Linked DNA regions of Mus musculus: all the other regions are linked to region 6. A link is a loop called in an ENCODE intact Hi-C map of the cell type or tissue named here. Cell type or tissue: heart. All regions are shown on one strand. Links, peaks and the distances in the headings refer to the core of each region. The heading gives the core; the rest is flanking DNA. Region 1 overlaps Ksr1 (kinase suppressor of ras 1). Region 2 has its middle 11 kb from the start of Gm30470. Region 3 overlaps Nf1 (neurofibromin 1). Region 4 holds the start of Gm30413 (a long non-coding RNA gene). Region 5 has its middle 8.6 kb from the start of Gm30561. Region 6 overlaps Ksr1 (kinase suppressor of ras 1). Region 7 holds the start of Ksr1 (kinase suppressor of ras 1).

The links. Hi-C counts contacts between places; a loop is a spot of excess contacts. Peaks named below come from ENCODE experiments on the same cell type or tissue, not always from the same donor. Only the 100,000 strongest peaks of a DNase experiment are listed, where the experiment ranks them.
Region 1: a loop joins it to region 6, with 3 times the contacts of the local background. A loop is called at or near these places in 11 of 42 quality-filtered maps.
Region 2: a loop joins it to region 6, with 8 times the contacts of the local background. A loop is called at or near these places in 41 of 42 quality-filtered maps.
Region 3: it touches region 6 in a loop (2.2-fold over the local background); 9 of 42 quality-filtered maps call a loop at or near these places.
Region 4: it touches region 6 in a loop (5-fold over the local background); 6 of 42 quality-filtered maps call a loop at or near these places.
Region 5: it touches region 6 in a loop (4-fold over the local background); 27 of 42 quality-filtered maps call a loop at or near these places.
Region 7: a loop joins it to region 6, with 4 times the contacts of the local background. A loop is called at or near these places in 13 of 42 quality-filtered maps.

What each region holds. Positions count from the first base shown.
Region 1 is chr11:79,110,780-79,115,115 of GRCm38, forward strand. The region is part of intron 1 of Ksr1 (kinase suppressor of ras 1); the gene reads right to left. Among named protein-coding and RNA genes, the nearest start is that of Ksr1, 34 kb to the right of the region's middle. In heart, for the core only: CTCF peaks have their summits at 1,361 (motif pointing left) and 2,364 (motif pointing left); DNase peaks (open chromatin) are centred at 1,343, 1,912 and 2,072; H3K27ac peaks cover 1,765 bases.
Region 2 is chr11:79,211,558-79,215,893 of GRCm38, forward strand. No RefSeq gene overlaps it. Among named protein-coding and RNA genes, the nearest start is that of Gm30470, 11 kb to the right of the region's middle. In heart, for the core only: no CTCF peak of the experiment used is centred there; a DNase peak (open chromatin) is centred at 2,654; H3K27ac peaks cover 2,208 bases.
Region 3 is chr11:79,396,002-79,400,337 of GRCm38, forward strand. All of the region lies in intron 5 of Nf1 (neurofibromin 1), which reads left to right. Among named protein-coding and RNA genes, the nearest start is that of Nf1, 58 kb to the left of the region's middle. In heart, for the core only: no CTCF peak of the experiment used is centred there; a DNase peak (open chromatin) is centred at 2,550.
Region 4 is chr11:79,190,000-79,194,335 of GRCm38, forward strand. Gm30413 (a long non-coding RNA gene) reads right to left here and starts at 2,359. Exons shown (of 4, transcript XR_388876.3): 1 at 2,201-2,359; 2 at 1,999-2,116. In heart, for the core only: a CTCF peak has its summit at 2,452 (motif pointing left); a DNase peak (open chromatin) is centred at 1,432; H3K27ac peaks cover 1,007 bases.
Region 5 is chr11:79,294,705-79,299,040 of GRCm38, forward strand. No RefSeq gene overlaps it. Among named protein-coding and RNA genes, the nearest start is that of Gm30561, 8.6 kb to the right of the region's middle. In heart, for the core only: no CTCF peak of the experiment used is centred there; no DNase peak of the experiment used is centred there.
Region 6 is chr11:79,028,774-79,033,109 of GRCm38, forward strand. Ksr1 (kinase suppressor of ras 1) reads right to left here. Exons shown (of 19, transcript NM_013571.3): 11 at 256-310. Gm11201 (predicted gene 11201) reads left to right here. Exons shown (of 6, transcript NR_045873.1): 4 at 1,874-1,960; 5 at 2,088-2,367; 6 at 3,670-4,336. Among named protein-coding and RNA genes, the nearest start is that of Gm11201, 7.3 kb to the left of the region's middle. In heart, for the core only: a CTCF peak has its summit at 1,895 (motif pointing right); DNase peaks (open chromatin) are centred at 2,108 and 2,778; H3K27ac peaks cover 1,445 bases.
Region 7 is chr11:79,144,281-79,148,616 of GRCm38, forward strand. It overlaps Ksr1 (kinase suppressor of ras 1), which reads right to left and starts at 2,193. Exons shown (of 19, transcript NM_013571.3): 1 at 1,775-2,193. The coding sequence starts at 1,999. In heart, for the core only: a CTCF peak has its summit at 2,109; DNase peaks (open chromatin) are centred at 611 and 2,201; H3K4me3 peaks cover 2,621 bases; H3K27ac peaks cover 2,470 bases.

The DNA of each region.
Region 1 (4,336 bases), core at 228-4,227, 82 kb after region 6:
ACACAACATCAAGAATAGCTGTCTGAGTGTCACACATCTGTACCCTGGTACTTAGGAGCCTAAAACAGTAAGGTCATGATTTCTAGACCAGCCTAAGCTACAGAGAGGTGTTGCACAGTTTTAGAACACTTTCCTAGCATGCCCAAGGCCCTGGGTTTGAAAGAAAGAAAGAAAGAAAGAAAGAAAGAAAGAAAGAAAGAAAGAAAGAAAGAAAGAAAGAAAGAAAGAAAGAGGGAGGGGGAGGAAGGGGAGAAGGAGGGGAGGGGAGGGGAGGGAAGGGAAGAGAAGGGGAGGGGAGGGGAGGGAAGGGGAGAAGAAGGGAAGGGAAGGGAAGGGAAGGGAAGGGAAGGGAAGGGAAGGGAAGGGAAGGGAAGGGAAGGGAAGGGAAGGGAAGGGGAGAAGAAGGGAAGGGAAGGGAAGGGGAGAAGAAGGGAAGGGAAGGGGAGAAGGAGGGAAGGGGAGAAGAAGGGAAGGGAAGGGGAGAAGAAGGGAAGGGAAGGGGAGAAGAAGGGAAGGGAAGGGAAGGGAAGGGAAGGGAAGGGAAGGGAAGGGAAGGGAAGGGAAGGGAAGGGAAGGGAAGGGAAGGGAAGAAGGAAGGAAAGAAGGAAGAAAAGAAAGAAGAGAGAAGGAAAGAGGGATATGAAGAAGCAGAAAAGAGGAGAAGGAAGAGGAAGAATAAAAAAGTTCAAGGCCAGTCTGCTCTACAGAGTGAGTTCCAGGACAATCAAGGCTACACAGAGAAACCCTGCCTCAAAGAAAAAATAAAAATCCAGAGGCTGGAGGGATAGCTCAGTCTGTAAAGTGCCCACATTCCCGAATTTGGACCTAAGTCCAGACCATAGCACCCAGGTGAAAAGTCAGGTACATTGGTGGCGAATGCTTGTAACCCCAGCTTTAGAAAGGTAGACAGGAAAATCCTTGGGGCTTGCTGGTCAGCCAGTCTAGCCAAATCAGCAAGGCCCAGGTCCCACTTAGAGACCTACATCAACAGAAAGGGTGGCTGGTTCCTGAGCAACAACACCTATGGCTGACATCCAAACACACCACACACACACACACACACACACACACACACACACACACACACCCATTCATACAACCCTAACAATTCCCCCTGACCCCCAGCTTTGAAGCAAATATCTGTGCCTGGTCAGTGCCACCCAACTGTGGACTGACATGAACTCTGGTTCCACTGAGGCTTCACCCTGTGCCCCGGACTCAGTGACTGAAATACCCGGTTGGCAGTCATGTGTTACTGAGTGGGGACAGCTCACCAGATGACACTGTTCTCAGGATTTTGAAACTAGAAGAAACACTGGAAAAGATCACCAGGCCTCCCTCTGGTGGCCCATATGCACGTACCAAGGCTCATGAGAGGACTGTGTCACAGGGAGACTAAGAGCTAGGTCTAAGGCATCATGGGAGCAGGTACCCCGATAACCCTGGAGTCCTGGGCCAGGCTACCCACTACTCTTATTTCTTATTCCTGCAGAAATCCACAGACACAGGCAGAGTGTCACACAAAGGCATTCTGGCAAGAAGGGCATGGAGTGGGCAGGGGGACAAGGAAGTGAGACAGTTACTGCACATGGCACTCCTTGCCCCACCATGTCCCCTCTGACTGAAACATACATTTCCGGGCAGACACGGTTTCTAAGAGACACCCAACTTCTCAGATGCCTTTCCCAGGCTCCGCAGGTAAAAACCTCAGCCTTGTGCACAAATCATTCCCGCTCTGAACACCGGGGCCTCCGTCCAATGGCTGCTCATCTGCCCCACCCTCGCCCCCACCCCAGCTGCCCGACTTACCCGGCTATGCCCACTGAGATATCTTATCAGCCTCTCACTTGGGCTGCTGGGCGGGAATGGGATCACCTGGGGCACCTGCTTATGGGCTGGGCAGGGACACAGCCGCCTACCGGGCACAGGGAGTCACCCAGCAGACCGCACTGAGTCAGAGGCCAGGGTCCAAAATCAGTTTCCTGGAGGGCCTGTGACACCACCCAATGGTTCAGACATGGCCATCAGGGCTCAGACGGGGCTGCCAACCCGACTCAGAAAACGGCTCCGTCAAGGATTTTTTTTTTTAAGCTGTACAAGTGCCAGAAACCTCTTCCTCTTGTTATTACTTTTGAATGTAAATTAAAAGACCTGTTCTTTCATGTCTCTGGAATGCCGATATCAGTTCCTCAGCTGTCTCCAGGAAAACATGAGCTCTGCTGGAGTCAGAAACAGCGGGGCTCAGTCCCCTCGTCCATTTAAGGACATTGGCCAGGCATGTGACAGTGGGTAAGTTGTCTCTTTCACTTTTTATGACTAGGATAGACTTCAAGCTTCCCAGTTACTGCCACCTGCTGTTCCTTCCCATGCCCAGAAAGCCACTGGCTTCGATTGCCAGGCTCCGCACACCGCTGGGACCCCACACCCCCACTGCAGGAACTACTACACAGTCCTTGCACAAAATCTGCGCGGTAGCTTTGCCCTCAAGTTCAAGTCTTTTGCTTAAACTCCTTAGATGGCCTCCCTCACTGCTCCTCAAGCTCTCTGGATTTGTGCATTTGTGTCTGAGTGTGTATTCAAGTGGGGGCGTGTAGGGGCCAGATGGTCAACCTTAGGTGTCCTTGCTCGGGGAGTGGGGTCTGAGGGGGGGCATCCACCATGTCTTTAAGACAAGTTTCTCACTGTCTGGAGCCTGCCAAGTAAGCTAAGTTTGCTGGTCTGTGAGTGGAGGGATCCTCCTGTCTCTGCCTCTCCAATACTGAGATGGGAACAGCCATCTACCACACCCAGCTTTTTTTTTTTTTTTTTTTTTTTTTGTGGGTACTGGAGATGGAACTTGGGTCTTTGTGCCCAGACATCAAACAACTTATTAACTGAGCTTTCTCCCCCTTATCCTTCCTCTACTTTCCTCGCTCCCTGTCAGACATAGATCCCTAGCATGTCCAGGGAGGGGCCTCTGCTCCAAACCACAGCAGCCATCGAAGTCCCATGTCGGGGCTGGCAAAATGGCTCAGTGGGGAAAGGTACTTGCCATGGAGCCTGAAACCTGAATTTGATCCTGGAAAGTCCTCTGATCTCCACACCTACTCTGTGGCATGCTGGCTGGCACTCTCTCTCTCTCTCTCTCTCTCTCTCTTTCTCTCTCTCTCTCTCTCTCACACACACACACACACACACACACACACACACACACACACACACAGAGTCCATGTGGATGACAACTGTTCCAGGAAGATGGGACACAACCAAAGGGCCTCAGGACCCCTAACGTTCTCTCCAGACACAGAAGCAGACAGAGTGAATGACCTGCAGACCACATAGCCATGGGTCTCTTAAGGGGAATAAGCTGGACAACAGAAGCCCACTGAGCTGAGCTGAGCTGAGCTGAGCTGAGCTGAGCTGAGCTGAGCTGAGCTGAGCTGAGTCTGTCTTGCTTCTGCTTCCCAGCAGCAGGCAAATCCTTCAGCTCTGCTAGCGAGTGTCACCAGTGCGACTGCACTCATGCGGGGCCCATTATTTCCTCCCCGAGTCCCCTCCCTCCTTGACATACCCCTTAATTAAAGTTTAGGGTTGGGATTTTTTTTTTATGATGCTGTTCTTTAAGCACATGACAACACAGAAGGAAGAGTTATTTAAATCCAACTTGCAAGGGGAAACCGGCATCGTTAGAAGGGCAAAGCAAGAGCACATTTCACTGGGTTTCAGGTATTTCAAGGTCACTTCTGAAGAACAAGACAGAAAAAAAATGGGATCCTGGAACTAAGGAGCAACAGCCTGACAGAGTGACATGCTGGGTTTTACTGTGACTCCTTCCATACCTAACTTACCCATGGCACTCCGTCTGTGACAGAGACACACTCCATCCGAGAGTGGGAAAGATAAAAGGCAAGGTGAAAGGTATGGATGGCTAGCAGGCCCACAGCGGACAAGACACCCCCAGCCTGTCCTTGCTCCTCCTCCTGCAGCCACCCCGGTCCCACTTCCTCCCAGTCTCTCTGGTCCTCCCTGGGAGGTGTTCCCATGATGCCAATGATGGGGCTCTCCTCCTCCTGGGACGATGACCTGGGGGTTGCTCCTGAAATGAGGTCACCCACAGGAGACCACATGCCCATGAAAACCAGGCCTCCGATGACAGCATCTCGAATTTGTCCTAGGATGGTCCCCACCCAGCCTGGCATGACCTGGCCAGATGGATAAGCCACCAGGGGCTCTGTATCTGTGTTGTATCCCGTGTCCTATTTCACTAGATCAAAGTTCTGCACCTGGATGTTTGCAGGTGTCACAAGAAGAATCCCTTCCCGCACCCTACTTCCTAGCAAAGAGAAGAGCTTGGTGG
Region 2 (4,336 bases), core at 190-4,189, 180 kb after region 6:
CAGATGTAAACTCAGCTACCACTCTAATGCCTGCCTGCCTGCCTGCCTGCTGCCTGCTGCCCTGCTTCCCACCATGGCAAACATGGACTAACCCTCTGAAACTGGAATCAAGCCCCAGTTAAACACTTTCTTTTCTATGGCTTGGTCATAGTGTTTCCTCACAGCAACAGAACAGTAACTAAGTCACCCCTCTCCCCAGTTGCTTTGGCAGTGGTGTTTAATCACAGTAATAGAATCCCTAAGTAAAACACCATCCACACCACTTCGGTATCCTAGGTAATGAACTCTGGAGCATCTTCCCTCCAGTCTGACAGGCCTAAAATCTAGAGTGAAATCAACTTCGGCAGTTGTGGCAGCAGCTAACGCTCAGGCATTCACTCAACAAACACTTACTGAATTCTGACTCTGCTGAAGATGTCGTAGATATGGCCATGCACAGAAGACACATAGAGCCCTGTCTTCACGGAGCCCAAGTTCTGAGGGGCAACTGTTGCATGTTCAGGGGTGCAGGCACCACTAGCAGCACCTTCCATGGCTGAGCTCATTTGTCCCTCACACTGACTCTGACCTAGACTGCTCTGACACCCAACTTTCAGATGAGTGGGGAGGACTCACAGCAACCAACTTGTGTGGAATCACGTCAGCAGCCCCAGCTCCACACCACTATATATATATATATATATATATATATATATATATATATATATACACACACACACACACGCACACACACACACACATATATATAGTACTGGCTGGTTTGGGGTGTCATCTTGACACAAGCTGGAGTTATCACAGGGAAAGGAGCCTCCCTTGAGGAAATGCCTCCATGAGATCCAGCTGTAAGGCATTTTCTCAATTAGTGATGGGGGGGAGGGGAGGGCCCATTGTGTCTTGGGTTCTATAAGAAACACTATGAGCAAGCCAGGGGAAGCAGGCCAGTAAGGAACATGGCCTCTGCATCAGCTCCTGCTTCCTGACCTGCTTGAGTTCCAGTCCTGACTTCCTTGGAGATGAACAGCAGTATGGAAGTGTAAGCCGAATAAACCCTCTCCTCCCCAACTTGCTTCTTGGTCATGATGTTTGTGCAGGAATAGAAACCTTGACTAAGATGTGTGTGTGTGTGTGTGTGTGTGTGTACACATACATATATTTGTGTATATATATACATATATATATATGCACATATATATATATACATGCACATTGTTTTACGATCTTTCCTTTCTTCTGCGGCCATGCCATCCTGAGGAAGACCAGGAAACATTCCGGAGCCACGTGAGCCACAGCGGTCAGGGTCCCATATGTAAGCACCACGAGCACCCAGATGATGCTGGAGGCACGAATCACCACAGGATCAACTTTGACAAATATCATCATCCAGGGTACTTTGGGAAAGTTGGTGTGAGGCATGACCACTTCAAGAAGTTTCATAGCTTCTGCCCAATCGCCAACCTGGATAAATTGTGGGTGCTGGTCAGTGAGCAGACATGGGTCAATGCTACAAAACAAACAAACAAACAAGACAGCAGCTGCTCCCGTATGTGGTGTCCAATCAATCCGGCAACTTGTTCTAGGAAAGGGAAAGCTCCCTAGGCAGCTGTCATCATGAAGGCCAAATTCCTCGGCAGAAGAGCTGAAGAGAAGATAAAGGATGTTGGAGGTACCTGTGCTCTGGTGGCTTGAAGCCACCCAGGGGGTTAATTAAATGCTAATATTAAAAAAAATCTCTATGGGAACACATGTTGTAAATCGTCCTGGAATTTTTTACCTCATCCAACTATTGGTTGCTGTGGGGGTTTTTTTTTGTTTGTTTGTTTGTTTTTTTTTTTGAGACAGGGTTTCTCTGTGTAGCCTTGACTATCCTGGAACTCACTGTGTAGATCAGGCTGGACTCGAACTCACAGAGTTCGGACTGCCTCTGCCTGGGATTAAAGGGTTGCACCGCTCCTTCCTGTTCTTTAGAGTCTTCAATGAAGGGCTGGTTTCCCTTTCCTGTGTCCCCTTCGTTTTCCAAGTCTTTCTGGCTGCCTCAGATACCAGGACAAGTCTTTTGTATTCATAATTCGTGGAGTGCAGGGAGGTGAGGAGTCCAACCACGGGATCAGTGTGGCTTGAAACCTACTGTGTGGCCTTATTGTTACTTCATACTCCCGGGGTGGCTCTTGGGAAATAGCTGAGATTTCCAGACCGAGGCAAGTCTGTTGTTCTCTGGAACCTGGGAGGGAAGGAAAAGGGGAGCCTAGAGGGCCGGCGTGGGTCAGGTAGGCCATCTATAACTGTGGGATCCTCTTCTTCCTGGTGAGGGCCCAGGCTAGTATTTCTGGAACAACCCTGTTGCAGGACCCACAGTGATCACTATTTAGGAAATGTGTCTGCAAACAGTGTTGGGAACACCACAGGAGGAAGAGGCCGGAGTAGAAGATGAAATTATTCCTTGCAGTGCGGAGCTGTGATTTCCTAGCCCCTCTGGGCAGGATGTGCAATGCACTGTCCCTGTCCCATACACCTCAGGTCTTGGATTTCCCAGCCCAGATTGTGGCCGTTCCCTCACACTGCAGGCTTTGGCGCCCCCTGCCGGCCCCGGAGAGCCGTGCCACGCTCCGAGTCCCAGCGATGCCAGAAGGGCATGTCACTGCTGGGGCAGGATTAAGTCACTAGAAAGAAAGGAAATGAGTCACCACTCTTCGCAGCTGGGGGCGGCCTGGGGAGAGTGTCGAGATAAGGATACAGGAACTAGGGACAATGGCGGGAAGTGAGAGGAATGTGGGCCCAGGACAGCCTTCAGTACCCTCTGCACCCTGGACCAGCAAGGGAACCCTCCGAGGGAGGCAATAGGGGTGGGACGGGCTGAACCTTGGGTTGTTGGAAGAGAATGGGACAGAGGACAGCCCAGGGCGCCCATATCATCTTTCCCACATCCATTGAACTTCCTAAAAACCTTAGCTAGACTTCCTGAGAACTCCTGTAAGGCCCTTAGCATAAGACACAAACTGTAAGAACACCCCAACACTCGCCAGGGAACATGGGCAGTGTAAACATGGGTCGTGCTATTTCCAGCTATGGAGTCTATTTTCCAGAAGGAAAGTGTTCCCTCAGTAGTAAAGATCTCTGTAGTCCTTGCCCGGGGATTTAGGAGAGTTGGCCTTCGACCTCAAAATAGCTCTGGTCCCATCTGGATTAAGATGTCTGACAGCAGGCCCACAATTTGAAGTTGGAAAGTCTGTTCCAAACCAGTTGTCCGTTCCTTAAGTCCTGAATGTTCCTTCGTTAAGTAGTCATCCCTTTGTCCTGAAAAAATAAGATAACTTTATGTTCTATCTCAGACAAGAAGGGCTTTCCATGTGACCTTCCAAGGTGGCCCACTCGAGTTGCCCCTCATGTCTCAGGTGTGTGTGTTGAGTTCCCTCAGTAGGTCTCTACTTCCTGGAGGGCCTTTCCTCTGTTGTTCCTTTGAGCCAGAATTGAGACAGTCACCAGTGGAACTGGGTCTGCTAGAGAGTCATGGCCAGTGGGCAATTGGAGAAGAAGTAATGGACCCACCAGGAAATATCCCACTGGAAAGAGAAGAGCAGAAATTATTTTCACATATGAACATGTCTGGGCCTGCCAAAGGGGTGCCTAGAGTCCTCCAGTCCCTTAGGTGATGATTCTCCCAGAAGACATCTGTCTTGTCTGTCTTGTCCTACTCATTCCAGCCCACAACCCTGTCACGTGGGTGAGTCTACCAAGTGTCTCCTGAACACTAATGGTAAGTTTCCCATGGGACAAGAGAGCATTGTGGGATCTTCTCCCCTCTGGTGGTCTCAGCAGTGCGGGGCCACGATGACTCAGGGAACAGAGCTGCATCTAATCAGTCCAGATCTCCTTAGGATTTTGATAGGCGTCCCTGAGGCTGTCACCAGTCCCCTCCCTTCCCCAGATGGCCCCCTGTGCACACAGTACCCAGTATGCATATTCCGAGTCCACACAGATCTTTATGCTTTTTCCTCTGCTGGGCTTCAGAGCTCTTGTCTGAGCTGAGTTCAGGGGGTTTCAGTGTCAGCCAGAAGGGATTTCAGTCTCAAACTGTCTTCACAGCATATCCCAATCTTCTGATTCCATCCTGAACAAATGAATTCCCAGCCCTAAACAACTGGACATTGGAACTCTGCAGAGAGTGATCCTTAGGAGCTGGCCTGCATAGACGCTGCATAGCCTGCATAGTTGGCAGCAGAAGTGCTCAAGGCCTGCCTCTTCAGGGAGGAGAGCAGCAGGGTTGAGAGAGAGCTGGGCTTTAATGTGCCACTTCAGGAACTTCCAGGAGAACAGCCTGGAACTTCATTCTATCTGGCAA
Region 3 (4,336 bases), core at 230-4,229, 370 kb after region 6:
CTGGATATCAAAATAGATTTTATAGTGTGCATGTTCTTGTGAAATGGCCAGAAATGTATGTGCTTGACTGGATTTTGGGCATTTGAAAATAATACAGCAGAACATGAATTTTATTTTTTGAGACAGGGTCTCTCTGTTTATCCCTGGTTTTCCTGGAACTCATTTTTGTAGATCAGGCTAGCCTTGAACTCAGGGATCCACCTGCCTCTGCCCCCTGAGTTCTGGGATCAAGAAGGGTCTTTACTGTCATGTTCATCTGAGAATATGGATATTTAAAATCTTGGCAGTAGGAAGTTTTCTTTTTTCTTTTTCCTTCCTCCCTTCCCTTCCTTCCCTTCCCTTCCCTTTCCCTCTCTCCCTCCCTCCCTCCCTCTCTTTCCTTTTTTTTTTTAAAGATTTTTTAAAAAGTTATTTTATGTATATGAGTGCTCTAACTGCATAGAGACCTGCATTCCAGAAAAGGACATGGAATCACATTACAGAAGGTTGTGAGCCATTATGTGCTTGGTGGGAATTGAACTCAGGACCTCTGGAAGAGCAGCTAGTGCTCTTAACCATCTCTTAACCGAGCCATCTCTCCAGCCTGGGAAGTTTTCTTGAGCTACAAGTTTTGCTTTTAATAAGGAGAATGTTATCCTTTTAGAATTTGATCCCTTAAGTGACTCTAGGTCGCAGAATCAATTTGTTTGGTTGTCCAGGTGCTTGAAGAACATGGCCTTGAGCTGCTGGAGTAGTGTATGCCTGTAATCCCAGCACATGGGCAGATGAGGAAGGAGAGTTCAAGACCAGTTTGAGCTATGTAGTGAGTTCAGTGTCATGATGGGCTATAGAGGAAGCCCTGGTCTCCAGAAAAGTAACAAACGAACAACTCCCTCCACATCAAAGGACGGAGTGAAAATCTCAAACAGTGGCTTAATTTCTGACCTGAGAGACTGAGCTTGAGTTATGTAAGCTATGAGAAGTTTTAATAGTTGTGTAATACAGTTTTCAAAATACTTAATATTACAAAACATGCTATTAAGCTGGATGTAGTTATATACACCTTTAATTCCAGCACTTGGGAGCAGGAGCAGGCAGATCTTGTGAGTTTGAGACCAGCCTGGTCTACAGAGCTCCAGAACAGCCAGGTTTCTGTAGAGAGACCCAATCTCAAAGAAACAAAAACAAAAGCAATACAGTGACAGAAAACTTTTTTCTTTTTTGCCTTTAATTTAGTACACAAATTTTACATGTGTTCATGGAATCTTGAATTCTTTGAAAGTCAGTTTTAAGAGAAAAAAGTTTATAGACATGAGTGTCTACTATTTAAAAAGTCAGAAATATCCCAGATAACCTAATGATAACCTCAAGGTCTTAGAAAAGCAAGAACAATCCAGATTCAGCAGCAGGGGACAGCTGGAAGTAACGATGGTCAGAGCAGAAATCAGTGAACTGAAGGATGAAAGAACTGTGTAGAGGGAAACAGAGAGTCGGCTCCTGGAAAGTTCAGCAGGATTGGCAAGTCCTGGCTTGTCAAGACTCCATCAAATTAGAGATGAACAAGCTGAGTTAACTACAGGTCCTAGTGAAGTGCAGAGAAGGAGGGTATATTCTAAATAGTTGGTAAACCTAGAAAAAAAATGGGTAAATTCTTAGGTCTATCAAAACTGAGTCAGTATGGTATTAACAGCCTCAATAGATGCATAGCAATCAAAGACATTGAAGCAGCTATAAGGCAATTCAAGTAGTAATAAAAGATCTCCCAACAAAGAATGCAAGAGCAGATGGAATCCACTGCCGAAGTCAAACAAAAATTTCCTTTACAGAAAAATAGCAAAGGAAGGAGTACTACCATTCTGTGAAGCCAGCAGTACAGTGATAAATACGCAACAAAAAGAAAACTTGAATTCTCAACAGAACTCCAGAAGCAAAACTCCAGAACACTGTGGTTTCCTTCCAGGGATGCAGTGTTGGTTTAACACAACATAGAATAAACCATAGAGTAAACCAGCATGTAGGTTTACGAGCAGAAATTACCCGGTAATCACAGGTGATCAGAAAAGGCCCTTGCTTCAGAAGTTCAGCATTCCTTTATAATAAAAGCTCAGCGGGCATAAATGAATGCACCAAAACATAAAAAAGGATGCATATGAATAAAACCCATAGCCAACATTATACTAATTGAGGGGAAAATAGGAGAAGTTCCTCCAAAATCTAGAATGAGATTAAGGTTCAGACTTTGTGTGGTGCAGACTTTTAATGCCAGTACTCAGAAGGCAGAAGCAGGTGGATCTCTTTGGTTTAAGCCTAGTTTGATCTAGTTCCAGGCCAGCTAAAACCATATATTGAAACACTGCATCAAAAACAACAGCAAAACAAAAACAAACAACCTAAAAGTTTCCAGTTCTCTTTTAGAACTTAGTTTAGTATGCCAAATCTTACCTAGGGCAGTAAGTCAAGAGAGAGCAACAAAAGGAATTCAGATGGGGAGCAAAAGTCCAATTTCCCCAGTGCTGAGGCAACATGTCTTGTTTCACAGCAGAACTGAGGTGGGAGCTCCCCCTGCTGGCTAGTTTTCACAGTGCAGAAGTTGTATGTGGGAGACTGGAGGAGAAAGGCATTAATGAGGATCGCACCGCAGAGATCTCTGCCACCCATAATACCAACTTGTAGGCAAGATGTACTCATTGCAGTAGTGGCACAACCATACGGAAACAACCAGATGCTCTGTGCTTGGTTTTGAAGCCTGTTCCCCAAGAGGGAGTCCATGCCTGGAACTGTGAACCTAGTTAACTTCCTATGCCTGAGGTCTTTGACCCTGGAAGGGAACTTACTGTTGTTGTTTAGTTAAATTGATAAAGCGCCAAGCTGCCTTTAAAATACTTAGGTTTATGTTCGTGAGTTAAACACTACTTTGAAAAGTATAATGAATAAGGAAAATTTAGAGTCACATGGCTGCTGAAGATACTGAGAGTAAGTAGTGGGCAAGTGCTCAGCCCTCAAAAAAAAAAAAAAAAAAAACAAAACATTCAGGCTACCTCTCTGAGGCTCAGGGAGCAGTGTAGAATGAGGAGTGGGAAGAGTAGAAGAGCTGGAAGCTAATGAGAAGAGCTGCAAAGTACTGTCATGTGGCCGTGACACAGCCAATGAAAATCATGATCTCACAGCAGCAGCAGCAGCAGCAGCAGCAATGGACCTATACAAGACTGGTCCCATCTACAGTCTTCATATATCTGAGAAGGGTCCATTTGGTCCTCCCCTTCCTTGCTGAACTATGAACTACTAATGGATTTGGGTTGGGGGAGAGCAAACAATGTTATCTTTTGTGTACCACCTGATCAGCCTATCGTTCTCTGATGAATAGTAGCAGACCCCTGGTCACACAGGTGACCCTAATTAAACTCAGTGCATCACTGAGTACAAAAATGTAATGTGTGAATAGGATTCTAGGGAGTCATAGAGGTAATAGTGAAATAAGAGGGAGAAGTTTGACAGGAGTCAGAAATAGGCTACATATATGTATGAAATTGTCAAAAGAACAAAAATAATAAAGTAATGAATAGAAATATGAGTAAATACAATTTTTGTTAAGAAAGAAAAAAATAGACTTTATACACACCCAAAAGGGGATTTATTAGAGTAACCTATAGGTGTGGCCCAGATAGTCCAGCAATGGCTGTCTCCTGACAGAAGGGCCAAGAACCAGACTGGATGTCCCAGCGGTCCTAATATTATGCTGGAGTCCTAGAGAAGTCTTAGAAAGCTACTGGTGTTCAGGATATGTTGGAATACAGAAGAAGTAGCATCAAGAGATGCCCTAAAGGATCTGCTGTACTCAAGACATGGCCTTCAGAGCAATCCAGTTAGCCGCTGGAAGTCTAGAGGGGCCACCCCTCCTAACACTGTTGTTGTTGTGATGATGATGATGATGTCTGTTGACTCTAAAGGGCACCAGGAGCCCAAAGTTTTCAGGAAGAAGTTTAAGCTTCCAGTTCAATGGAATGTATGTTATGCCTTGGGCAGAAAAGTTCTCCCCCCTTCTGGAACACAAGCTAGTAGGCCAGCAGACTTAAGGTTGTGGTATCAGAAAGTAAAAGTTTTTCCTGTAGGACTGTAGGGGTGATAGTGAGTGGAACCATTTCCATTTCTATCCCTTGATCCCTGGATTCCTGAATCCTGGCTAGGGAGAAACTGAACCATATATTAGATGCTGAAGCACATACTGCTTTCTGGAGAACCCTGCCCCAGTCTTCCAGGGTTCTGTCACCGATATCCATTGTAACTATGTCTTCCAAAGGCTATTCACACCATTCTGTCAAGTTAGCTGCTTCAGGAGGTAGGGAACATGGTAAGACCA
Region 4 (4,336 bases), core at 155-4,154, 160 kb after region 6:
ACACATAAACACACACACCATACCAGAGCCCCCCCAAACACATACTACACATTACACACACAAACACACACAACACACCAGGCCACACATACACACACACACACAAACACACACAACACAACACATACACAAACACACATACACACATACACAAATTTAAAATAAAACAATCAAACAAATTCCTGTTTACCACTAAGTAGCCATATGACTTTGGGCAAGTAATTCTTTTTTACTTAAATTTTATTTATAAATGTGCTTTTACCTGCATGTGTATCTGTGTACCGTTTGCATGCCTGGTGCCTGCAGAGTCCAGAAGACGACACTGAATCCCCTAGAACTGGAGTTATAGATGGTTGTGAACCTCACATGTGGCTGCTGGGAACTCTACCCAGGTCCTCTGGAGGAACAACCAGTGCTCTTAACAGATGAGCCATCTCTCCAGCCCCTGGGGAAGTAACTCAGTATCTGCCTGCCTCCATTTCCCATTTGAAAAGTGGAGATAAGGATTTCTCCCTCACATTGTGAATATAAAATTTAGTCTAGGAAGCACAAGAATAAGCCAGGCATGGTTACATATGCCTACAATCCTAGCACTTGGGAGGTGGAGGCAGGGGTACAGAGGTTCAGGGCCAGTCTCATCTCCATACTGAATTCAGGGCCAGTCTGGACTACAAGAGACCCTGTTTCAAAACAAACAAGCACCCCTAAACAAGCTAAGATGCCACACCACAGCAGTTGTCAGGAGACAGTGATGGCCCTGCCCTGATGGTGCTGCTGGTGCTGGTGCTGTGCTGACACAGAAACAGAAGATGCCCAGGAAGTCGTGGCCACTGTGCCCATGCTCTGGTGGATGCTGACTGCCAAAGCACAGGGGGTCACATGTAACAAGGACAGTGTTCCATGTGACCTCATCATGCTTCCCTGTGTGAGAACTCCTGGGGAAGGGTCTGCCCTTTTACATTTTTAGTGATTTTTGTTGCATAGGAGATAAAGTCCAGGGCTTTCTGCACACTGTAAGCAGTCTATTTCTGAACCACACACCTAGCCCCATCTCAGTGATGGCATCAGGATGTGCCCAATGCCCAGTAACATTCAGTCTACACATCTGGGGTGGAGTCTAGGGCTCCTGAGTACCCAGAGCAAGGTGGGTCTGAATCCCAAGGTTCCTTGGTAGCTTAGGATATCTTCCATCCTGAGATAATTTGCCATCCAAATCTCTAACTGCTGGTGGAGAAGACAGATCTTTCTAACAAGCCATAGCCCTGTTCAGACTAGCTACCACTTCCCACCCTTGCTCTGTGCTTCCCAGCCCAGGAGCAAGCCAGATTCTGTGCTCCCTGCCCAACATTTATATCCCCAGCTATTTATAAACCTGGCTTACAGCAGTCTGAGACTGACGCTGAACGGGTGGCAAGAAATCTGGCCTCAAAATCATGCAGCAGCCCCAGCGGCCCCTGGCACCCATCCGAACATTTTGTCTTGCAGACTCTGGCTTGCTTTCTCTATATAGGCTTGTGTCTCTCTGGCTGCACAGGGCACTGTGCTTTCTCCAAGGAAGGTGATAGGAAGACCAGAAGCCACCACATTGTTCAGAAGGGCCCAAGAACTGGCCTATAACCCCGAGCTGCTCCATCTTAGCTGTGTACTCTTGTAAAAGTTGCTTAACCTCTCTGTCAAATTAAAGAGATTTATCCCACGATCCGGTTCCTAACAGGATGGAGAAAGTGGAGTGGCTTTGTGTGTTTGGGTAGTGCTGGGCATGGAACCCAGGCCTTTACATGGGCCGGGCAAGCACTCTACCACTGAGCTACACTCTAGCCATGACTACATGTTTGATCAGCTCTCTACAGCAAGGTGGGCAACACACATTGCTACATCTTGTGTTTTCTCTACTTCTCTCCAATAGTCCTGGACTACAAGAGACCTTAATCCATGGTCCCCATGCTGTTCTTGAGGGCTGTCACTGAGAAAGGGGGTCAATTTGAGGAAAAGTCTCACCATCGCTCAGCTGGCTGGTGGTTCCCATTCATGTTGATTTGAGTCACAGATGGTCCTACAGTCAAGGGTAGAAGTTATGCCAAGTGGATCCTGCACAGCCACGGAAGCTTCAGCATATCTGAAGGGGATGGGAGAATGTATATTTAGAAACTCATAGGAGAGAACATGGCATCAAATGGGAATTGAGATCGTGACTTGATACCTGGGCCTCTTGCTGATGTTACTAAGACAGATCTCAAGGTGGCTTTGTGGCAACTTCAAGACAGAGCCCTGGTGAAAGCAGGTAGGCTTCCCCCACATAGTCAGAGCAGGAGGGGAGAGAACAGACCTAATAGACTAACATGAGGCCCTACTGGGAAGCTCAGTAGTCTCTGGGAGGTATGCTAAACAGAGCAGGTTAGCACCTTTTTAAAAAAGCCACTTCTGGTTCTCACACTGCCCCCTGGTGGCTGGGAGGCCTGGGACAGCCAATTAGCATAAACAAAATAGGCTATGTTTCTTTTCTTTTCTTTTCTTTTCTTTTCTTTTCTTTTCTTTTTATTAGATAATTTCTTTATTTACATTTCCAATGCTATCCCTAAAGTTCCCTATACCCTCCCCCAGCCCTGCTCCCCTACCCACCCACTCCCTCTTCTTGGCCCTGGCGTTCCCCTGTACTGGGGCATATAAAGTTTGCAAGACCAAGGGGCCTCTCTTCCCAATGATGGCCGACTAGGCCATCTTCTGCTACATATGCAGCTAGAGACACGAGCTCCGGGGGGTACTGGTTAGTTCATATTGTTGTTCCACCTATAGGTTTGCAGGCTCCTTCAGTTCCTTGGGTACTTTCTCTAGCTCCTCCATTGGGGGCCCTAGGCTATGTTTCTTGCATGCTGAAGAACAATAGATAGACTTTCTGTTGGTTTTCAAGGACAGTTTGACAGGTGTGAACAGAGAAACAAAGCTGAGAGACTGGTCAGCTGCCCCCACTGTCCCTCATACCAGGCCAGGCCACAGCTTGGGGTACCAGAGGTCACATGGTGCTAGAGAAGGTGTCAGCTCAGTAAGCTAGTACCCTCCGGGTCCTACTTCACTTTCTGAGACACAGAATCTGCCAGAATGGTTTGAAAAACTGAACCTCTGTCAAGATGGCCCAGCATGGTGAGACTTGAACACACTGGCATTTCCTTGGCAAGGCGGAATGGGCCAGCAGAGTCACCCCACCCCAGCACCCTTCCCTGCTTTCAATTTCTGTCACAATGTTGTGCCAGCTCCCCAAGAGCGGCTGGCAGCTGCGAGGTTGGCTGCTGGCCGACACCAAATTCCAAAACAGAAGCAGGCCCACCCTGTCCCAGTGGCAGCCATTCACTCCTCCCATCCCTGTCTTTCCATGACCCTCGCCTCTCTTTGTGTCCTGGTTCTAGAAACAGTTCCCTCTCCCTGGAGAAAATTCCCAAAACCCCTTACCCAGTCACTGCCTAACTCACACTGCTTGGGTCCCCCAGGTGCTGAGTGTCCCTCTAGCCATGTGCCCATTTCCCAGCTTCACCTGACAGGGAAATGGGCACTTCAAATGGATGAGGATAGCCCCAATGGAGGAAACAAAACTGGAGGGCTAGCCTGATGCTCTAGCTCTGCTGTCGGATCTCAGGAAACAGTCCAAGTTCTCAGTCCACAAGACATGGACCTGACTACATTACTCAACTGGAAGTAGCCCAAGAAACCTGCCTCAAGGGCTGACGTCCCAGAAGCCAGCGTCCCCAGCAGGACCCTCCTCTTGCCTTCCTCTGTGACTCCTCACATCCCCCAAACTCCCTACCACAGCTCAGAGGAGGCGGGTCCAGTCAAATGGTCAAATGAGAACTTGCTCTGTCATCCACTGTCCTTTGAGCTTAATGTCCTGTATCTCACTTTAACTTAGCTATGATATTTTGAAGTCACCTATGGTCTTAGCCAGGTTTTCCATGGCCATGAAGAGACACCATGACCATAGCAACTCCTGTAAAGGCAAACATTTCATTGGGGCTGGCTTACAGGTTCGGAGGTTCAGTCCATTATCATGAACGTAGGAGCATGGCATCATCCAGGCAGGCATGACGCAGGGGCTGAGAATTCTACATCTTGTTCCAAAGGCAAACAGAAGACTGGCTTCCAGGCAGCTAGGAGGAGAGAGGGTCTCAATGTCCACCCTCAAAGTGACACATTTCCTCAACAAGGCCACACCTCCTCCAACAAGGCCATACCTCCTAATAGTGCCATTCCCTGGGCCAAGCATATTCAAATCACACCTATCCTACACACGTGGAAATTGAAGTGACTGACCCTGGGCCACACAGATGTCAGAGGTAAGACTTGAACC
Region 5 (4,336 bases), core at 207-4,206, 270 kb after region 6:
ACTCAGAGATCCGCCTGCCTCTGCCTCCCAAGTGCTGGGATTAAAGGCGTGCGCCACCACACCCGGCAATATAGAGACATTTCTGAAGGCCCCCTCTTCTCTGTGTCAAGTTGACATAAACCAGAAAAAGTGGCTAGACAAAACACACTGAGAGGTCAAAAGTGAATCCCTGAGATGAACAATCTTCTGAGGAGTAGGCAACTCAGTACAACAGCAGAACTGATGGCTGGCTCCTACCGTGGTCCTCTGTCTCTGTCTCTCTCTGTCTCTCTCTCTCTCTCTGTCTCTCTCTCTTTCTTTCTCTCTCTGTTTTATTTTTTGAAACGGGGTCAAATTCCTGATCTTCTCCAGTGCTGGAATTACGGGCATGAACCATCTGTTTTATCGTGTTGGGTTTTTTTTTTTTAATATAAGATTTATCTTATGTGTGTGGATGTTTTGCCTGAATGCATGTTTGTACAACGCAACACATCCATGCCTGATCCCCACAAAGGACAGAAGGGGGCTCCAGATCCCCTGAAACTGGAGCTACAGATGGTTGTGAGCCACCATGTGAGTGCTAAGAATCAAACCTTGGTCCTCTGAGCATCTCTCCGGCCCCTGTCTTGTTCTTTTAAATAGTGGAGAGGTGTTTCCTTTCTATGTCTGTGCCATTATCAATAGCAATACTTGTTTTCCCTCTAGAGACAGGGTCTTTTCTTTTTTCTTTTCTTTCTTCCTTTTTTTTTTTGTTTTGTTTGTTTGTTTTGGTTTTTCAAGACAGAGTTTCTCTGTATAGCCCTGGATGTCCTGGAACTCACTTTGTAGACCAGGCTGGCCTCTAACTCAGAAATCCGCCTGCCTCTGCCTCCCGAGTGCTGGGATTAAAGGCCTGTGCCACCACTGCCTGGCTGTAGCTCTGCTTGGCATGATATTCAATATGCACCCCAGGCTAATCATAAATATGTAGTTACCTTCCTGTTTTAGCCCCAAAGTGTTGGGACTCCACTGCAAACCATCACCATCACATATAGCCTTTCAAACTTTTTAAAATGAAAATGGGAGAGAGAGAAATATTAGCTATACCCCAGCTTGAGAAGAATTTTGCTGAGGTAAATATTTTTTTAAATGGTAAATTGGGAGCTGTAGAGATAGCTCAGAGGTTAAGAGTATTTGCTACTCTTACAGAGTACCTGAGTTCAGTTCTCAACACCTGGAGCCACCTGTAACTACTGGGAAGGCAGAGGCAGGCAGATTCTGTGAGTTCAAGGCCAGCCTGGTTCGTAGCAAGTTCCAGTACAGTTAGAGCTACTTAGTGAGACCCTGTCCCCACAAAACAAAAACAGGTGGGGCATGGGGCTGTTTTAATCCCAGTACTAAGGAGGCTGAACCAGGAGGATCACCCTTTCCAGACAAGCCTGGGCTCCTTCCATAGGGAGAACCTGCCTTAAAATGTAAAAACCAACAAAAAGGTTTGGTAGACAAGACTCTGTCTGCTGTGTTAAGTCTCTTTATTTACACTCACCCTGAGTATAAAACCACCCCACATGTCACCTGCTACCAAGCAATTTCCTTCGCCCATCAGGGGAGTAAAGGTTTTATGTTTGACAAATAAGGTAAAAAGCACACAGTACAAGGCTAAGCAAAGGAACAGGAAAAACAGCCCCAGAATACTACATATCAGGAAGAAAGTTGATCTGAGCTTTAAGGGACTTCTCCTGACCTCTGCTGGCAATGTTTGGTATTGCACTGCCTGAGTGGTTTGTTTGTTTGTTTGTTTGTTTTGTTGTTGTTGGTGGTGGTGGTTTTGTTTTGTTTTTTGTTTTTTCAAAGTAACCTGCAAATTCAGAATTTTATTTATTTGTTTAATTTTTTTCTTAGACAGGATCTCCTGTACCTCTTGACTAGCCTTAAACTGTGTAGCTAAGAATGACATGAGCCAGCCGGGTGTGGTGGCACATGCCTTTAATCCCAGCACTTGGGAGGCAGAGGCAGGCGGATTTCTGAGTTCGAGGCCAGCCTGGTCTACAGAGTGAGTTCCAGGACAGCCAGGGCTATACAGAGAAACCCTGTCTCGAAAAACAAAACAAAACAAACAAACAAAAAGAATGACATGAGCTTTCTGATCCTCTTCTTGGTCTCCCAAGTTCTGGGATTATAGGTTTGTGTCATCATGCCTGACTTTCTGTGCTACTGGGGAATCAAACCCCAGCAAGCCAGTAAGCTCACTACAACTGAGCTACCTCCAGGCCCAAAGTCAGAATTTTAGAGTTGAGGTTTATGGACCAGGGGGGTCTAAATCTCTCTTTTTAGGGATGAGGAAAGGGTGGTTCAGGGTTTGTTCAGAAGAGGTTGTTTTGTGGTCCTAGAGGTTGAAGACAGGCCTTGCTTATGCTGGGTTAGTGCTGGGCCCCACACACGCACAAACACACACACACACACACATACACACACGAAAGGAAAGAGGGAGAGAGGGAGGGAGGAAAGGTGGATAGGAAGAAATGTTGGCAGTGGGGAGAGGGGGAAGGAAGGAGGGAAGGAGGGAGCTGGGAGTGCTGGAGAGCTGTCTTAGTGGTTAAAAGTGCTTATGTAAACAGCTGAGTCTTGGCTGACCACATAATACTGCAGAGTAGAGATATCTTCAGAGCTTTTCATTTGATTGATGTGTGTGCACTCATGCGAGAAGGCACGCTCACTGCATGTACATGTGGGGTCAGAGGGTTGTGATCGGGAGTTTTGGGTTTTTTTATTTGTTTTGTTTTTGTTGTTTTTTTCTTTTTAGATTTATTTACTATATTTAAGTACACTGTAGCTGTCTTCGGACACTCCAGAAAAGGGCATCAGATCTCATTATGGATGGTTGTGAGCCACCATGTGGTTGCTGGGATTTGAACTCAGGACCTTCGGAAGAGTAGACAGTGCTCTCAACTGCTCAACTGCTGAGCCATCTCTCCAGCCTGTTTCTGTTTTTTTTTTTTTTTTTTTTTTTCAAAACAGGGTTTCACTTTATATCCCCAGCTGTTCCAGAACTTGCTCTGAAGACCAGGATGGCCTTGAACTCACAGAGATCTGCCTGCCTCTGCCTCCCAAGAGCTGGGATTAAAGGCATTTGTTATTACACTGGACAAATAATATGATGTTCTTAATTGATATTTATCTTATTTGCTTATTATTTTTCATTTTTATAATTTTGACATTCAACAGTTAGTTCTCATCCTCATTGACTGTCTATAAATTTTTTAAAAAAATTTTTTTTTTGGTTTTTTGTTTGTTTGGTTGGTTGGTTTTGGTTTTTCGAGACAGGGTTTCTCTGCATAGCTCTGGCTGTCCTGAACTCACTTTGTAGACCAGGATTCTGAACTCAGAAATCCGCCTGCGTCTGCCTCCCGAGTGCTGGGATTAATTTTTTTTTAAAGATTTATTTATTATTACATCTAAGTACACTGTAGCTGTCTTCAGACACACCAGAAGAGGGTGTCAGATGTTGTTATGGATTGTTGTGAGACACCATGTGGTTGCTGGGATTTGAACTCAGAACCTTTGGAAGTGCAGTCAGTGCTCTTAACCTCTGAGCCATCTCTCCAGCCCCATTTTTTCTTGTGTGTGTGTGTGTGCGCGCGCACGCGCGCACACATCTGCTTGTCTGTGTGCACAATGTAATTTTAGTCGCCCTTGGAAGCCAAAAGAAGGTGCTGGGTTCCTTGGAACCACAGTTTTACCCAACATGGCTGCTGGAAGCTGAACCCGAGTCCTTGTTAAGATCAGCAAGCACTCTCAACCACTGAGCCATCTCTCCAGCCTGTCTGTCTATTTTTGAACATAATAACAGGGACATAGGTCACACAAGCAGAGCTTGTTTGGTGACACATCCTCATTGTGCTTTGTGGACAAGCACCTCATTCCTTTGCTACAAACAGATTTGTTGAGCCTCGTATGGGCATCCACATCTGAGTCCCCATCTCCTTTAAGCTTAATTTCTTGGTCTTCTTGACTGCTTCCTGAAGCCCTTCCCAAGGATGCCCTTGTGAATGGTGATGGTGTGTGTGTGTTATGGGTCACCTCCTTGTTGAGAGAGAACTACAGTTCTTTCTCTTGACACTTACCATTGGAAGAGCCATTCTGCCAAGCTCAAATTAGAAAGGTCTACATATAAATATGCATGGACTGCAAGCCTGTCTGAAACCAAGAAGCAAATACAGTTTGTAAGTTAACATCTCAGGGGTTAACTTAATTCTGTTGTTTTCTGGTTCGTGTGTATTTGTTTATTCTTTGGCTGATGCTGGGGAACTGAACCCAGAGCCTCAGGCTTGCCAGGCAAGTGCTCCACCACTGAGCTCACCAGTCCCTAGTTTGGATG
Region 6 (4,336 bases), core at 219-4,218:
AGACCTACTTCACTGGCTGAGAACTGAGCGACCCGGAGCCAAGTGCTCAAGGAAACCTAATGGAGAGGGGATCCAGAGGCAGGGGTTATGTTTAGTCTCTGTTCACCTCCGTTCCCTCGAGGGCCACAAGCCTGCTGCCGTTGTATACCCAGCCCCACTCAGGGCTCACTGTTCTGCCAGGAGGCGATTGACTCCCAGGCTCAGAGGGTCAGAAATTTAGGGGTGGGTTGGGAGATGGCTGGGGAGGGTTCATACCGTGTACTGTCGGCTGTGCTGGACAGCGGGGCTGCCTGAGAACAGGCTGAAATGTCTGTAGGAAAAAAGAACAGGAGCAGAGTGAGAGAGAGCTTGCCTTCATCCCCAAAGACCGGCACACCAGGGCACCCCCTCTCTCCTGAGCTGCCGCTGCTCCTCAGGCCACTTCCACCAGGAGCTTACTGCGTTCTGTAAGCTGCCACAGACTCAGTCTACAGCCTTTGGTCTACATCGCTGCCCCTGGCAGAGGCTCCACGTGAGTGACTCTAGAGAGACCCCAATAATTAATACCAATGCCCTGGGCCCAAATGATTCTGCAAGTGACAAAAGCTAACACTACTACCTCTGGTAGGAAGCAGGGCTAGCTGTCACTTTTTAAAGTAGGGACCCCCTTTGCCTAGCTAGTGGCAGAGCCGGCAGCTCTATGGCACCTGATAACACCTGTGATACCGACATCCGGTATATAGCTGCGGGTCACCCAATTGGGTGGCTAGTGCCATAGCTCTGGGTAAGATGAGGGAATTCAGTCTGTGTACCAGGAGGCTCCAGGCCAGGCAGCTGAGGCTGACCCCTGACCCTAGGTAGTCTAGTTGTAGCATAAAGACCCGCCTCTAGGGCACCAGAAATAGATGGTCCCCTCAAAAGTGGAGGCGAAGTGCTACATGAAGAGTGGTGGTAGGGGTCAGTGCTCCCCTCTTTCAACAAAGAGGATCAGTTAGTAGAAACTGCTCAAGCTGTCAGTAGTCCCTCCCCTGCCCGGACAAAAACCTTCCTTCTCAGCCCGCGGAACCAAACTCTGACAGAAGCTGTGGGCCTTCTTAACGGGGCACGCACACATGTGCCTGACATCCTGGTCAGTGTTGGGAGTCCACGGGCCTCAGAAACATCTCCAGCCTCTCCGGCTACCGCTATAATGGCCTCTAGACTACCAGGCCAGCATGTCCACACGTGCTCAGAACATTCCAGAAGCTACACATGCCTTAGATGAAGTGTAGGAAGTGGGGGTGTGGGCGGACGTCTGGGAAGCCTCACACCTGCTCTTGGAAGCTAAGAGTACATTGTGCAGTCTGTTCCTACCTGTCCCTGTTACAACTGGTATATGGGGCTCTACGCCCACCTTCAGGACAAAACAGGCCATTCAGGAAAAAGCACTGTGGCTCCTCGGTTGGGGAGGAACACTAGTATACATAGCCTAGAGATGGTAACTAGGAAGGCTCTTGGGAGGTAGGGGATCATACAAAAGGGGCGGATCTCCCAAGCTGTGACAGCTGGCGATCACACCCAAGTAGCGTTACAGGGATAAGGGTTGCCAAATGCTCCAACTCAGTTCCTGAATGGAGCTGATCTGGGAGATAGAAAGGCCTGGAATACCCAAATACTGAGTCTTCCAGTCTTGGCAAACCAGAGGAAAAAAAAGACTATTAGAGTCAGCTAAAGCCCACTGTGTGGAAATACTGTATTTCCAGCGGGAGGAGAAAAGCATTGATCCTATACAGACAGAAGGTGAAGAAGTATGGCCAAATGCACAGGTGTGCAAAAATAGATTTTTTTTTTTTGTAGGAGGGAATCAATCCATGCCTTATTGAATGAAAGTTTTTTTTCTTCAAACTTTCTGCAGTGAGAAGGTAGTTCCAGTGACGGCCAGCAGGGGGCGCTGTGTGTTAAGGCTGGGAAAGGCAAAGCCAGCTGACAGATGCCAATGCCTGTAAGACTCTCCCTAATTGGCTTTGCCTTGTTCATTATTCACCAGGCACCATCAGCAAGCAGTTCCTCTCCCTCATTCTGCAAATGTGTGAGTTCTGCTTTCTTATCTGTCTCTTATCACTTCACAGCAGTGTGACCCTGAACCAGTTCCCTGTAAAAGACTAGGGAGGATGGACAGACTCCAGAGTCCCATCCAGCAAGGTACTGCCCACATGAAGGTCCACACCTCCAGGACTTCGCAACCTCTTGCCTAGCTGCAGTGGACTCAAACGTGTGGGGAGAAGGCACCCGGCGGGAAGGAGAGGGTCCCAGCAAGGGGCAGTTAGTGGACCCACGCAGAAGACTCACCTGGGAAGATAAACTGCTGTCTATGATGAATGAAGTAGGCAGCTTTAAACAGAAGAGGAGGTGAGTCACACAGTGCACAGGCAGCGCGGGAGGAGGGGGGGCGTGGGCTTGGGGGGAGCAGGCACTGGTTATTGGCTTAGGCGGCTCTGCCCCAGGGGCTCTGGTGAGAAAAGGTGGAGCCATCCAGGAAAGAGACCCAAATTAGGAGAGAGTCGGGGCGTGGATAGCCCCGAGTGGTGATGCTGCACTAGAGATGGGGCGGCAGCACACCAGCTCGGTGGTTCCCTAGCCGCACAGCCCTGGCCAGTGCGCATGGGGGAAAAGCTCGGACCAGGTTTATTCTAGAAAGATGTCCTTGAGTCAGGAGGCTCAGGTAGAGTAGGGAGATCAGTGGCTTTGACAAGGTTCAATGGTGTGTGCAGAAAAGCCTCGTTCCCTTCAGTCTGGCCCCGCCCGGAAACAGCTTAACCTCACTGCCTGAGTTCTGGATCGGGCTAAGTGCTGTGATTCCAGACTTAGAACCATGACATACCACTTGCTTATGTTTTTGAGATGCTTGCTATCTTGCTTGGGCTGGTTTCAAACACATGGGCCCCATTCTCCTGCCTTGGCCTTGCAAGAAGTTGGAACTCTAGGAGAGTCCAACCTCGGCTCTACTCCATGCTAAGGCTCTGGGGACTGAGGAGGCAGTTAACCCCTCAGTGCCTTATTGAACAAGGGAGATATATGAGCTTGCCCAGGCTTTCCTGTGCAGGACAGCTATGAGGATCCTGGACAGCACAGGACAGGTAGGTGGTGGGAGGGGTTCAAGCCTTCTCAGTTCCCTAGGGATCTGTCTGTGAGTCCACTATGATCATGGAGAAGGTGACACTTCTGCATAAGGGATGAAGGAAACCCATCTCCTTTATGGGTCATCTGTGTTAGTGGAAAGGGTCCGATCAATATAATAAAAAAGACTTTTTTTTGTGTGTGTGTCCCTTGCTTTTCAAACTGGCCCTTCTGTGGAAAACCCAAACTAGATGGTTTAGCAAACAGAACTTGTTCAGAGAGTAAAGGCAGAGCAACAGGAAAGGAAGTGAATCCAGGGGCTGTGGCTGTGTTAAACCAGAGGGTGGGGTGGTACGCAGGGCACAAACTTCACTGCACTGTTAGGAGCAATCCAGCCACATGCATATTAAGGAAGGCACAAGAACAAGGGACGGAAGAGTCCTACCCCTTGCCACCCCCAAGAGAAGTCCCAAAGTCCCCAATGGGCCAGAGGCTGCTTGGCCAGCTGCTGGCTGTATATAGGGTTAGTGTCGGTCTCATTAGCCAGGTGAAGGGTTGAGGGGTGTGGTGGTACTCTTGTCTTTCTGGGCTTAGAATTCTAGGAACCAGTGATGGGACTGATCTGGATCCTGTGGGCTACAACAAACAGGAACATCACTGTGCAGCATTTCCCATTAGGACTAAAGACCAGATAAGCCCAGGACTGAGGTTTGACATCTCTTGCCAAGGTGACAGCTAAGTGCCATGTAGGTAAGTGGGCCTTGCTCTGCACCCTGGAGACAGGGCAGCCCAGTGTGGCTGACCAGAACCAATGGTAAGACAGGAATGCAATCCTGGCCTCTTCCAGCAGTTCCGGGGCAACCGGGATCTGAGCATAGCTTCTGAGGGCAGCTGGGCTCAGCTCTGCTCCTCCAGGGTTGCCCCAGGGCCCGGAATCCTCACCTGCTCAGTGGTGACCACCTTATTTTAATTCCCTATGGTCTCTGGGTGGCACAGGAAGGGATGTGAGATCGTCTTTGCGTAGCTAGACCCAGGCACAGAACTGGGTATGCAACAGATGCACTGTAGGTTTCTTGCTCCCTGCTGCCTATCACGACACTCTCAAGTTCAGACATCAGCTCTGAGAGAGGATGATGCCGGGCAGAAACTACGCCAAGCCCAGGCTGGCATCCCGGGTCATCCTAAGAAGCCAGGCTCTGTGTACATTGCTGGGCCAGCCACTCCTCCTTCCTTAACCCCAGCGTCCTCATCTGTATGAAGT
Region 7 (4,336 bases), core at 214-4,213, 120 kb after region 6:
AGCCACAAGAGATGACCTCAAAATGCACCCAGTAGGGAGGCTACTGCCTAACCAGCTCAGAGGCCTGAACAGCTGGAGACTCTGGGGTATCTGATGTCACAACTTTGTCAAGATGTGCAATCTCAGAGGACAAAGAGAATTTGCAGAGAATAAAGAATAAGCCATTCTACATACAACCAGGGACCCAGGAGCACCTCAAAGGGACCTGGGGAGGAACTACAAAGGCCAACCCAGAACATTCAACAGCCCAACAACATAGCAACTCAACAGATATACATGGCAGGACAACGAGCCCAGAACTATGACACACAGGCCTCCTATTGTATCAGCCTAAAAAGTGAACTTTGCTGGACACACACACTCAGCTGTGTTCAAGAAATCCACATGCAGAGACTCCCAGTGCAGGGTTTTGTTGGTTTGTTTTTAAGGCAAACCCCAGGTCAGTCCTGCTATAGCAACTGTAACAAAAAAACAATAATAATAGCCAGCACTGTTTGGAGTCTCCCAATGTCCCTGGCTTCATGGCTTTTATGAAAATACAACTAAGGGAGAGTCACCCTGAGCATTTTGGATCAAACAAGGATTCAGGCTTGTGGTGCGAGAGGAGGGAGGGCTGGTCTTGTAATAATTACAGCAATCATCAGCTGGCTCTAGGACAGCTGGCAGATGCAATTAGCAATTGTGTGTGTGTGTGTGTGTGTGTGTGTGTGAGAGAGAGAGAGAGAGAGAGAGAGAGAGAGAGAGGAGAGAGAAAGGGTATTATGTATCTAACAAGACATCCTCAGACCTACAGAAACCAAATGTGGCAATGCCAGGGAAAGGCCCTTCTTAGGGAAAGAGTTACTAAATAACCCCTTCACTTTCAAAGGTCTTCCAGTCTCTGGGCAAAAGCAAGTTGGGAAGGCACTAGTTTCCCCCCCAATGTGTAAGGGGGTGGGGGAGCGTCCCCTTCTGAAATGCCAACCACCTTTCTGGCTGGTTCTTCCAAATCGTTTTAATGCTGCACTTCCCAACTGTATAATTTGAGAGAAGAGAGCTCACACATCTTGTTTCCTCATTGCACTCCAGGTTATCTCTGTCAGCAACCCCCTTAAGTAGCCTGTTCTTACCAAAGGTTCCCTTCCCCAGTATAATCCTTCCTAGGCCAAAGCTCAGTGTTTGGGGTGGAGTAGGGAAGTCAAAGGGTAATTTCATTTTAAGCAGTGAACCGCTGTGACATCTCCAAAGACAAGCACCCCAACGCCTGAACAGCAAAAATGCTGTTTCAGCAAACACTTTTTGAAAAGCGGCAGAGACCTGGTGGAAAGGAAAGAAACGGACAACAAGGAGAGTGGGGAGTGAGGGGAAAGTCAGTGCCACCGATCGATCGACGCTCACACTTCAAGGGACGTCCCCCACATCGCCCCAGCCCACGCTACCGGACTTAAAGCACACGGAGAAAAGACCGGCGCGTGATTCAGTGGGACAATGACTACTGTGGGCACTGGAAATAGGGTGAAGGCGGAAAGGGGTTTGCAGTGGGGTGCCCTGTGCATCCTACTCGGCACGCTGGTCTTCGAGACTCGATCCAGTTCCACGCTAACACCCCCCTCCCCTAAATTCTTCCAAAGTGAGAGCTGGTCGTAGGTCCTCACGCTGCCGCATCAGAGAGCTCGGGAAAGGGAGGAAGACTCCAGCCAGCAACCCCGCTGCAGGATGCAACTCGGGAAGGAAAGCAGTGGGGCGGCTCCCGGGCCACCGCCGGGTCCGGACGTGGGGCGCAACGGCCCCTTACCTCTAGGGTCCGGATCTCCTGCTGTGTGAGGTCGTTAGACACTGAGCACTTGGTGCGCAGCCCGCGCAGACTGCCGATGGAGATATCGATGAGCTTCTGCAGCTGGCCGCACTGCTGCAGCGCCCGGCTGACGGCGGCCCCTGCGCCCCCGTCCGCCGCGGCGCCCCCGCCGCCGCCCTCCTTTTTCTCGCCCATCGCTGCCGCGCGCAACGCCGCTCTATCCATGCCTCGGCATCGGGGCCGCTGGGGGCCGAGGCGAGGAGCCCGGGGACACGGGCGCCTCGGCAGGAAAGCCCCGAGCCAGGAAGGCTGCACTAGGAGCGCCCCTTGGCGCCGCCTAAGCCTGCAGTCCCGAAAGCCTGCTGCCCAGTCCGCTCCTCCTCCCGCCCAGACGCGGCGGCAAAGCGAAAGCCTCCACTACCCGACGGCTGTGGTTGTTGGAGCCTTTAAGCGACAGCGGGGGCCGGATCGGGGCCGCGACGCATTCTGGGACTTGTAGTCCGCGCATCGCATCTGCTTTCTGGCCCGCGCCCTCGGGGCCCCGCCCGCACTTCGGCCCCGCCTGACGTCTAGAAGGGGCTGCTCTGCGCCTGCTCCAATTCGTGCGCGTCGTGGTCTAGGGAGTTTGATTCCTTTACCCCCATCTCCCACTACTACACCCTTCTCACACACGCAAGCGCACACACATCAGTAGCTTTCCGAGACTGGCGAATGGGGTGGGGAAGGGGCTGATGGCTCAGACCCAGATAACCCCTGTCTTGTAGGATATTGAGGGTCCTAAAATTTTTGTATGAGTTTAGGGGTTACCATGTATGGGAATGCGCTAAAAGTGTAGCTCAGCGGCAGAACATTTGCCAGGCAAACACAAAGCCCTAGGTTTGATTCCCCAACACTATCAAAAGAAAAGAAAAAGAAACACCCACCTTCATCAAAATCTCACAACACCCGACGAGGCTGTGTTTGTGTTCACATAGAGCTTGACCCTGAATTGTCACACCAAAGTTACTGTGCAGGCAAGGAGAAAGGACTTTCTTCTGTGTTCTATTTACTCAACAAAATAAATTTAGTGCCCCCCATACCCTGTAGATGCCACATGGGCAAAATATTAATTTGTTGAACAGTTCTAAGAGTTTCGAGCCAGAGAGAACCTGGGTCTACCCAGTATGTGAACTTGGACAAATAGCTTTCCTCTGAGTGCCCAAGTTTCCCCTTCACATCAAATAGGGTAGTCATAGCCATCTAGTCTAGAGGGTTTCTTTAAAAAAGTTATGTTTCTAACAGCACCCATATTAACTGCTGGCATGTGCGATCAAGTATACATGCTAGCTCCTTTCTAACTTCACACTATCTAGATGAGACCCTGAGCCTCAGCAGTCAGTGGTCTTAGCAGTGGTGTTTCCCAGTCTGCCCTAATTTAAGCTTTACCACACCTGCTCATTCTCCTCTCCCATCAGTCCACCTCACATGTTCTAGCAATAAAAATGAAGTGAAAATGAGCCAGGTGGCAGTGGCACTCTGGAAGCAGAGGCAGGAGAATCTCTGTGAGTTCCAGGCCAGCCTGGTCTACAGAGCAAGTTCCAAGACAGCCAGGGCTACACAGAGAAACCCTGTCTCGAAAAAAGAAGTAAAAACTGAAGTCAAGTGTACACACTTTTAATCCCAGCACTCCAGAGGCAGAGGCAGGAGGATCTCTGTGAGTTCAAGACCAATCTGGTCAAATAGTGAATTCAAGACCAGCTTGGGCTACATATATAGTGAGGTCTTGCCTCAAAAACAGTGTTGGGTTAGACAGATAGCTCAGCAGTTAGGAGCGCTCGCTCCTGCAAAGGATGAGGAGTTCTGTGCCCTGCATCCGTGTGATGGATCACAGCCATTTGTAACTCCAGTTCTAGGGATTCTGATGCCTTCTAACCTCTGTGAGCACCAAGTAGTCACATGGCTACACATACATGCATGCAGGCAAAACACTCAGACCCATAAAACAAAATTAATCGAACAGAGCTAAACAAAAAGAATTACTGGGGCTGGCGAGATGGCTCAGTGGTTAAGAGCTCCGACTGCTCTTCCGAAGGTCCCGAGTTCAAATCCCAGCAACCACATGGTGGCTCACAACCATCCGTAATGAAATCTGATGCCCTCTTCTGGGGTTTCTGAAGACAGCTACAGTGTACTTACATATAATAAGTAAATAAATAAATCTTTAAAAAAAAAAAAAAAAAAGAATTACTGATACAGGTAGGTGTGGGAGCTCACATTAATCCCAGCACTTTACAGGCTGAGGCAGGAGAATTCTTTACTTGAGACCGACCTAACCTATCTAGTGGGACCCTGTCTCAAAGGATTATGAAGATACAACAATCCCCACTCTGTGAACAAGACCCCTCTGGTGTACTTACATGTTCCCAGCCCTTTCTGTTACCACAGCCCCACTCCAGACCCTGTATACGAGAAGCAACTACCTTGAAATAAAACTGCAATGGTGGTTTTCAAGCTTGAACAGTGTCACAGTCAAGGGGAGGGCTCCTTCATCCTAGAATGAGAGACCCAAAGCCTGTAGTTTCC